Regions from separate parts of the Homo sapiens genome. Here region 2 is linked to region 1. A link is a contact called in ENCODE Hi-C data. All regions are on one chromosome and are shown on one strand. Each heading gives the region's core, a stretch centred on a gene start or an enhancer-like site at or near the end of the contact. The rest is flanking DNA. Distances are from core to core; before and after follow the strand shown. Region 1 holds the start of GATB (glutamyl-tRNA amidotransferase subunit B). Region 2 has its middle 35 kb from the start of LINC03074.

Region 1 (5,203 bases), core at 1,287-3,786:
TTGAACTCCTTAAAGGCAAGGATCATCTTTATGACCCAGCTCAAAGCCCAATGTCTGGTATTAGTAGACATGCTAAAATGTTTGTGAAGTGATGAATACATGTATGAATATATTCAGACTTAGAAACAGCATCACAGAGATGGGTCTTCAGAAAACATTTAATATATCCCGCTTCACCCAAAACTCCCTAAATAAGTATTTCCAAAGAGTTGTGTTATTATTAAAACAAGAAAATAATTTTCCATGTTCAATATAAAATAAACATTTTTCTAATGAAAATAGGATTAAATAAGAATCTTACCGGCAAAGTTCCAGGTAGAGATGCATCAAAAAAAGAAACCAAAGAATTTGGAGGTGCTGAAAAGCGAACTTGAGATCCAGAGAAGAGTTTAGAGTTGGAGGAAATCTGGGCATGAATTTCCAAACCTACCACAGCAGCCCATTTGTGTTCACTAAGAAGAAAGAGATAATGGTTAAGATGTATTATATTTGTCACCATGAATGAATTTCTATAAGTCTAAACCACAAATGTTAATTTCCTATATGTGTTTTAAACTTAATACAATGTTATATCCTCACATTAAAAATGTGTCATATTTTATCAGTGACTAAATAAAAAACAATTTAGAATAAGCGCCTACACTGAGATTGGCAAACTAAAATTCATTTACAACATGGCATCAGGAGGCTGATGATATAAACATGAAGGCTATAGAGAAAGGAACAATTTGGCGTCTTAAAACAATTTAGAAATGGGTATCAGGTGACAACTGCTTGGCTGACTTCAGTGAAAAGCGGCATTTAACAAATTAACTGTAACTTATCAAGTAATCACTCAGTAAATGATGAAAGCTGATCTTTCCCACATTATCTAGAATTAACATAAATGGCAACATTCTACTACTAGAGAAATAATGATAAATAGTTCCACGTCTCTTATTTAAAAAGGAAATTCTCAACCATGTTTTGGTTTGCATGTATAATAACCAGAGAGACACAGATACAATAAATCACCACTAAATGATACTCTTAAAAAAATTTTGCAAAACTCCACCACACTAAACCATCTGATGCGGCATATTTTTGGTCCCCCAAATCACTTTCAATTCCTGAGACCTAATTTCAGGTTACTTTTTTAATGCTTATTTGCTATCAAATCTAAGAAGCTGTTAAATGCTATAATAATCTCTCTTATCTGGTCAGTCCTACTCTGTTGGGTCTGTACATAGGCCTCTCCAGGTCCTTATAAATGTGCTTATTCCCTATGAAATCCATGTATGTTCCTATCCTGCTCTTCTCCCAAGTAATTTTGTGTATATACATATATATATATATACATATTTTACATCGTTTTGTTTTGTTTCAATCATTTCAACATATAAAGTTCTATATCTGAAGTACTGCAAGAATAAGTCCTTCTTTTTAAAGTTTGGAAACACAGCCCATAAGGGAGGGGAATTAAAGTAGGAACTCATTAGAAATTCTGCATGCAGTAAAGCACCATTCAAAGTATTTTTGCATTTCCATTACATGAGAGAAAAAATGTACTTTCCATTCACAAGGAAACAATCTAATTCACGAAAAGAATACAAAACTGAATACTTCTTTCTGGACAATTTCCCTCTGTTCCTCCAACTGAAAGTAAAAATAATGCCAACTAGTCTCAAAGAATAAACAAAATATTAGAAACTTGCCATATGTTTCTGTATTTAAAGAGAAACTATTTAATTCTTACATAATGAAGCATAAACAGCTGTTCAGGGGATATCTGGCCAAATAAGCAAAACTCTCCATATAACCAGGGGGAGTATCTCTTCTTTTGGCTGCGTCCTCCTAGGTCTAGTCACACATATTCCAACATAAAACGCCTGCACAGATAGCTAGTGTTTTCTGACTAATGACAATAACCCACCACTACCAAGAGCTTGTAGGTAAAGGCTCCCTTTCTACCTTTAGAACGCTGCCAGCCCATACTAGCGCTAAATAAAATCAGCTAAATATGATCCCGCTTCTCGTGTCACCGTCCCCACTGCTAGTGCTATTAGTAAGATGACCGAATCCACTCTTCTGTCTGTGCACCCTTCAAGAAAATATTTGCTATTTTACACTCGCGAATTCCCCAACTACATCTATTTGAAAACAGTGGTTTATATATGGGGGCGGAGTTGATAGAAAGTCTGTTTGTGCTTTTATTTAGGTTTCGGGGCTCCAGGTTATAACTCAACGCCCTCCCGTCAGCCAAAACGTCTAGAAGCTGGGCCGTAATTGCCATTATTTCCCCAGTCCTGCAGTTCCACCTCACAGTTAGGTGGGCAGAAATGTATGAAACAGAATACCCTTTCCTCGTCTTCTGGGCCGTGTGGAGGGGCTGCTGAGCCACTGAGCTCTCTCCCCTAATCTGGTTGGATGTGGACCCAGTCGGAGCCCCTCTTCGGTGGCAAGAACCACCGTCAACCCGGGCGAAAGCCCAACGTCTTCCACGGCAGCCCCAGCGCAGCATGGGCGCCGCCATTGTAACTCCAGGGTCTTGGTCAGGTGACTCAGCCTCACTATGCCGCGAGGCTCCCTGGGAAGCGTAGTTCTGGAAATGCATTAAAAACGCCATAGGCTCGGACCGGAAGACTACTATTCCCGGCGAGCATTGTGATTCGAAGCCTGCCGGAACCCCGCGGAGAGGGGAGGGAAGGAGAAATAGAGGAGAGGGTGGGAGGGTTTCTGGGTGGGGAGGTGTGACTCCTCCTAGCGGGGAGTTGGAGAGGTTTGTGGCTGTGAGCGTGTGTATAAGTTAGAGTGTGAGCGCTTGATGCTTGGTGCTAAAGCGTGGCCGGGATTTTATAACCCAGTTAACCTTGCAAGGGGAAGTAAATGACCTTGACAGCTCAGCAGAGACTTCCTCAGCCCCCAAACCCAATCCGTTATATTCTCTGTCTACTCTCCTGCTTCACTCAGCAATTTGTGCGTTAATGCAACAAATACTTATTTGCATGCCTACCGTAATGCCAGGCTCAGTTCTCTTAGGCACTGTAGTTACTGCAGAGATCAAGACAGTTATGGCCCGCATGTTCATGGAGCTTACATTCTAAAGAAGGGAGACATACAGAAGTTAACAAAAATAAGATACTTCCATATAGGTAGTAAGTGCTATGTTTAAGCAGAGGTAATTGGAGACAAACAGCCCTAGATTGAATGTTCATGTACATTTTAACCTCCTTTTTATTATTGGCCAGTATCAGAAACACACTCCTTATATGCTAGGAGCAGATACCATCGTCCCAGCGGACTTCCTTCATTTTCCTGTGTCAAAACTAATACCCCTTGTTAAAACTGCCACCGATTTCTTGTGTTTGAACACAGTCTAGAATAGTCATTTAGCCACTCTCTATTTCATCACCCGACTTTGATTGTCCTCGTAGTGCTTTTGACTGCCTGATGTTTATCTTCTATTTCCACAAATTCCTCGTCTGTCTTATTCACTACAGTACAAAGTAGGTTCCTTAAAAATATTTGTTGAATAAAGTAGTGCAGTGTGGAGAATGCATTTGACAAAGGATGGAGTGGATGCCCTTTGGAGCAGTAATTGTTTAGGGGAGAGATGATGAGTTAGGGTGGTGGCAGAGCCAAAGAGAAATGGATCTGTTTGAGATAGATATAGGAAGTAAAATTGAAGGACTCTGATGGATTGGATATGATGGTGGAAGGCTAGGAGAAACAAATAACTCCTGGATTTCTGGTTTGCACAACTGGCTGATGAAGTTATCCACCGAGATAAGGAAACCAGAAAAGGAACAGGTTTGCAAAGAAAACATATGAGTTTGGTTGCCTTGGAGACATTCAAGAGGAGAAATCAAGTAGACATCAGTGATGCCTAATTCTGAGTATAGAGCAGGGCAAGGGGAAAAGCTGCATATTTTGTATACTTCACATTGATAGATTTTCAGTTATTGATCAATAATCCATTGATTAGTTGGCTGTAACCTTTGATCTTTTCCTTTAATACACTTCAATTGCATATCCATATGGAAGAAAGAAACTTTAGTTACTGTCCTTAAAATTGTCATCATTTATTTTTTCCATCTTTTCTACTTTTTCATCCACTATCACTGTTCTAAATTGCCACACCAGAAGTATCAGTCATTTGACCAAGGATGAAAATGACAAAAATGACAGGGACTGGAAGGGAGTGGTGGAGACTTGTTCCAAAATTTCTCTCTAATTATTGCCCTTTATTTAAGGTTCAGATGATTCTCTAGATCCTTTACTAGAGTCTTCCCTCTGAGTTTCCATGTTTTCCACCTTTACTCTAGGTAAGCTAGCTTTCTTTTACTTATTTAGCTCCTCAGGTTTTTCTGGCCCAGACTAGGGGTCAGGAGAGTTGCCTCTGAGCACAAAATGGCTTCACTTTTGTTAGGACAACAGAGGAGAATGGAATCTTGTATCTCTAGCTAAAAAGAGAGGGGGACACTTGTTACCTCATCGCTGGTAATCAGCATCCTTAAAAGGCGATTCACTCCATCAAATGGAAGATTGGGAATGTTTTGAAAACCACTGTAAGGGAGAGCAACACATTTAATGAAAATCCTAATCTTACGGGTAAAACGCGCTATAAGGGAAGCTCATCTTTGTTTCTGAAGCGGTATTATTCAGTAATAGGCTATCGCCTCAAAGGCCCCACCCCACCACTAGAGGAGATAAAAATCCTACGCATGTAAGTGTATTTGCTTCCTTTCACGAACGGAAACCGGCCAGTTTCCTGCATCTTGTCTCTATCTAATCATTGCCCTTTCAAAAATCCTATAGAACTAATCGTGGAAATAGAGACTTGTCAATAACCATCTCTTTGGCTGTCCTCTCCCTCAAGACTATTTGTCATTTCCCGAAATGCCTGTAGTTTTCCTTGTGAAAACAGGAGCACTGTTTTCTGAGTGCTCCCCCTGCCTTGCTCCTTAGCTGGTCATACTCCCACCAAACCGCCTTCTGTGGGACCATTTCTAGCCTTCCTGCTGCATGCCAAATCTGATATCTGTCAGAACTATTGCTGATAGACAGCTCTCCAGCTGCGAGAGCTATTTTGGTTGCACCGACAAGGTGGCTGTCATCTGGGAGACACAGAGATTTTCATTTTCAAGGAACTCAGAAGGTAGCTGGGCAGAGTTTCTAGCAAAAACAACATTTTTCTTAGGGAGAGCCTCTCGGCTCTTATTTT
Region 2 (5,203 bases), core at 1,707-4,206, 230 kb after region 1:
TACATCCATAGTACCTTGAAGTGTACTTCTTTAGAGTATAAGATATTTCATGAAATTTCTGTGCTTACGTGTTTCTCCCTCACTAAATTTGGGGCTCCTAGAGGTGAACTGGGCTTGTCACAATATAGGTGCTTAACAAGTGTTTACTAAGGGGAGGATTTGATTATTAGAAATACAACCATAAGTGCATTTTATAATGACAGTGGACTAGCAAGCCTAATCTTTCTTACATAATTTTCCCTGTGGGCTTTAGATGTTCATCCTGTAGGTCCTTCAATTGTGGGTCTGGGCATCTGCTAATGACCCTTTAGAATCACATAGAAATAGTCTTATAAATTTAATAGTGAAAAAAATATTTAAAATTCTTAATATTTTTATTATTTTATATTTGCATATAGTGTATCACATTAGTAAATCTGTACAGTATACAAGTGAGGTTCCATTTTGTTCCTGACCATCCATGAGAGGTCATGGGAGAGAAATTCCTCAAGAACAGAATGCTCAGGTAGGTTGATGCTACTGCATTTGGTTTTTTTAAGCTGCAAATATGGAGGAAAGAATATTCCTGAATGTGTTATTGCATGATTTATGATCCTCTCAATCCTAAGAAGCAAATTAAAGTCTAGCAGATGGTTCTCCAAAGCCCTGTAACTATAGTTACATGTTTTAAAAGTCAGAAACATCTTAGTGAATTGTTATTGAATTGTAGAGCTTCTCCATGCCACAGAAAGGCTCTCCAACCCCCTGGCTCAGTTCCTGGCAGGAGCTTTCCCAGATGCCTGCGGCTGCCCTTCCCAGGCTGCTCTGGTGTCAAGGAACAAACCATGTAAGTAGCCTTGGTCCCATCGGATGGATGAGACTTGCTTGATATGGAGTAACTGACCCCCCTGGAATGTAAATTCATGCGGAGATGGATTTTAGTTGGTTTTGTTCATGGAAGTACCCCAGGCCTTTGATTCGTGCTGGCACAGAGTAGGGATACAATAACTGTTAAAGAATGAATGAATGAATGAATGAATGAATGAATAGTCCTGGGAGTCTGACCTCTCAGGGGTGCCTCTGTGTGACTATCATGCCCCTGTGTGTTCCCCAAGCACTGAGAAGTGCTTGCTGGGAGGAACTGGATCATCGAACTCCTGGGCCTGAGCTCTGAAGAGTACAGGTCGGCTCCTCTCTCAACCCAGGACTCAGCCCAGTCTTGCCCAGATTCCCATTTGAGCTTCATTCACATGATGGAAATCCATTCTTCTTAGTCTCCTGAGAACACCATTTACTTCCCTAAGGCTAGAGATGGCTGCTGTTTGCTTTGCCAACCCATTGAACTTCCATATTCCACAAATGATGCTCAGTAGCACCTGCCTCCTCTCTGGGGTATAATAGCATGTCCTGGCCCTTTCTCGAACCCTGCTTCCCTGTGGTTACACAGCCATGCCTGTCCAGCAAGCCCTGAGATAGGATCAGCTTTGAGAGAAATCATGAGCCTACTGATGCCCTGGCACTGAAGCAAATAAGATCATCTGAGAGTTACTGACACATCCATATAATTGGACACTTGAGCTATTTCTTTACATTGGTTGATCCATTTTTCTGAGTCAGTTCTCCTTGCTTGAGACATAAAATCCCAAGCCCTGGAAGACTCAGCTTCTCCCTTTCAATGGAGTTTTTTCAGTCAAGACACTTTAGAGATTACCAAGGGTCATTTTAATCAAAATGAAAGACATCTCTTATTAAGATGGCTTTGCTGACAAATAATTAAGATGTATTACTAGCATATACTTATCCCAGATGGCTCATTGGTGTCCATTTGAAGTAAGCATATGAAGCCCATAGTCCACGCCTCAGCTCTTTAAAAACAATTTATAACCTAACTCACCATCCTAACTACCTGAGAAGATTTTAATCCTAAACCTGTCACCACCCATTATTTTCACAGGGTCCTGACAGTTCTACATTAAAACAGTTTATAAGTAAAAGTTAACAAGGCCTAAAGAGAGTGATTTATGTTTTACTGAGTGAAACAGTCAACTTTCTTTCCCTGGCCAAAGATAGCCCAGAGCTCTCTGTGGGCTGAAGGGAGAAAATTATCTCGGAAAGATGAATGGCTTGTGCCTTTGGGCAGGTGGCTGATGTGTGGTCCTGGGCCCAAGTCCCAGGCATCAAGTAAAGCTTATTGATGTGAGGACCAAGTGCAGCACCTCCTCCCTCCCCATTCCTTTTTGGCATCACCACCCTCCTGGGTCTATGTCATCTCTCAGGTATTTGGTGGTATGAAGGAAATGTTAACTTTCCTCTTTATAAAATGTTGACGACTCAGAAATTATCCATGATTCATCAAAACCAACAGTGAGGAGTTGTAAATCGGTCCCATTTGCCACTGACAATTATGGATGGGTGAGTCAGAGGAGGCAGGAGAGGTGTTTATGAAATAGACCCATATCCCAAAAAACCATACCTTAGGGAAGACAGAGCAGCCGAATGCTTTCTCTCTTTAAACTTGAGCTCCCTTCCCTGGTGTCCTGACGAACCCACCTTCTGAAAAGCTGTCTTTTCTGTAAAGGGACATCCCGCTCCCACCCCAGTTGTATTAGTTTGCCCAGGTTGCCATAACAAAATTCTACAGACCGGGTGGCTTACACAACAGGAATTTATCTTCTCACAGTTCTGGAGACTGGAAGTCCAAGATCAAGGTGTTGGCAGATGGGATTTCTTCTGAGGCCTCATTCATTGGCTTGCAGACGGCCGCCTTCTCACTGCGTCCTCACATGGTCTTTCCTCTGTGCACACACACATCCCTGCTGTCTCTGTGCATTCAAATTTTCTCTTCTTATGACTCCAGTCAGATTGGATTAGGGCCCACCCTAATGGCCTCATTTTAACATATTCACTCCCTTAAATGTCCTGTCTCCAAATACAGTCACATTGAAGTAGTGGGAGTTAGGGCTCTGGGGGGGAATTTGGGGAGGATGTAGTTCAGCCCATTATACCAATTGACTGCAGAAGCACTCCAGCTGAAAAATATCTACAGAGGAAGTACATTGAGGAGTTTCTCTAACACTTGATGTGGCCAAAATAATCTCATTTTGAGGAATAAATATAACACTCTTTGCAAAAGGAAACAGAAATGCCACCTTAGAAAGGAAGCTATCAAAGAACTGAAAAACAGCTCAGCAAAACAAACTCCTTTCGAGGACATTAATTTCATTTCCTTCCTTTGATGCAGCATAGATCAAGTCTCTCTCTTTCTTTTTCTTTTTAAAAGAAAAAGGGGGCTTCTCCTTTCTCATTTTATTCAAAGATACCATTAAAGCAACAACCTCTCTTTGCCACAACTGCATTCCATTTTTGGCACCCAACTTTCTAAATGTGAACAGAAACTAATTTAGGGTGCTCAGTCTGAAGCTGGTATGGAAGGTATTTCTCCATCCGTTATTTCAAGTTATAATAAGCCAGTGTGATTGGAGTTGCTCCCAAGAGAAGCAGGCCATAATATTTTCACTGTCACCATGATCACAGACTAAGATAAGAGGCCAACATGCTATTTTTACTCCCTATTTTTTACTCGTGGTGTTAAATACAAGGAGAACAAGTGAAAAACAAACTACCTTGGCCCCCGCCGCAGAGTACAAAACATCCAACCTTTTCTTTTTCCAAGCCGGCCACGATGTACGTCAAGGATGACACAGATACTATTGAGGTGATCTGGTGCTGAAGAGATGCCTCTTAATTGTGTTTGCAGCGCAGAGCAGAAAGCATGCCCATTCGAGGTACTTGTTGTATCATTTTTAAATCAAGGCCATCTTTTTCTCAGTGGTAAACGTGAAATGTTTTTAAAGGCCAGACTTAGCATAAAAATCTATTGGTTGCCATGGATACCACTTACCACACAGGACTGCACTCTTGTGTTCAACTGTGTGATTTTCTCTATTCAAAGGTTCAGCATTGTCAAAAAACAAATTACTTTTTCTGTTGTTTATCTCAAAGTTCATTATGGGAAAGGCAATAAATAAGAAGATATTCATGTATGGAGGGGAGTGACGTGGGGAGTCACTTGGGCGCCATGCCTTAAAATTTGGTATTTTACTATAATTATAGCCAAATTGGCTATTGTTAGGAAATAAAATGCATTTTGATCTTTTTTGTGTATGTGAATGTAAAGTAAAGCAGGTACTTGGAAATCTGTTCCCAACAAAATTACATGGTAATAAGGCTTTTCACACCTACACAGCACTTAGTTACAAAGCTCTGAAAGAAGGAGATTAAGCCCTGATGGGTTTGAAACTTGGTACCTGAGGCTTGTGGCTTTCCACTTTATCAGAGAAACTGTGGGTTCGGGACCTCATGCTTGCTGAATTATTCATGCCATCTTTCCATCATACATCTTTTAGGGGTGGAACCCATTAGGCTGCTATTATTAAGCATGCGGGTCCACCCTGTCCTGACACAGCCCAGAAGCCTGCACCACTGCCCTTGGCTAATTAGCTTGAATATTTGCAGCTGGCCACGCCTTCCCCTCCCCACTTCTTCCCTTCCACCTCTGCTCCTGAAGGAAAAGTGGGGGGAAAAAACCCACAGGGAATTTACATAAGTAGCAAAAGGGAGTTTCTCACATTACTGGAGGGTATTCAAAGGTAATTTGTTATCAGCAAGTTCCCATTGGCTAAAGCCTGGTGTATTTTGCTATAACTCCCAATTAATCAAGGAATGCCCGGAACATTGACTTGTTACTTACTTAAGATGCTTTTCCATCACCTCTCCAGCACTTTTTAGACTCCTTCATTTGGGTGATTTGCATAACAATGAGGTAAAGGGGAGACCTTAATGAAGGCATCTGTTTTTGAATGTGCTTGTGGTATTGGGTGCCTGTAATAACAGCCTGGAGGGGGCTGGAATTCTCATTTGGGTTCACGGTAAAGCAGTATACTGATGGCTGCTAATATGCAAATTCCAACTTGTCACCACAGTTATGCCTATAGCTGGTGGAATTGTCAAGGCTGCAGAGTAACAGTTGAATTGTGGCTGGGCATAACCCACTTGCAAGATGCACTGGTAATTAATTTACATATTGCAAACATAAAAACAAGACAAAATAAAAGTGAGAATGCCCAAGGAAAGCTCAAGCGGTATTGGTAGTCTCCTCACTGTGCACTTGCCCTTGTGGGAAACTGACTGGGCCTGTCTTGGAGCTTTAGGTCTGTACCAAGGA

Evidence for each region. A loop is a pair of places that touch in the nucleus more often than their neighbours do. Pooled maps may share reads with other maps.
Region 2: a loop to region 1 is called in a map of PC-3, with 4 times the contacts of the local background. The contact joins the enhancer-like site here to the promoter of GATB in region 1. A Hi-C loop is called at or near these places in 2 of 168 maps with a recorded cell type or tissue (PC-3 and naive thymus-derived CD4-positive, alpha-beta T cell) and 5 of 50 pooled maps.

The regions. Positions count from the first base shown.
Region 1 is chr4:151,758,471-151,763,673 of GRCh38, forward strand. GATB (glutamyl-tRNA amidotransferase subunit B) reads right to left here and starts at 2,537. Exons shown (of 13, transcript NM_004564.3): 1 at 2,337-2,537; 2 at 302-452. The coding sequence starts at 2,512. RefSeq lists an enhancer at 2,253-2,532.
Region 2 is chr4:151,988,120-151,993,322 of GRCh38, forward strand. No RefSeq gene overlaps it. Among named protein-coding and RNA genes, the nearest start is that of LINC03074, 35 kb to the left of the region's middle. Within about 2 kb of position 2,957, at least 4 of the 41 ENCODE cell types and tissues checked have a DNase peak (open chromatin) inside an H3K27ac peak, as active enhancers do; they include PC-3, where a contact is called at or near this core.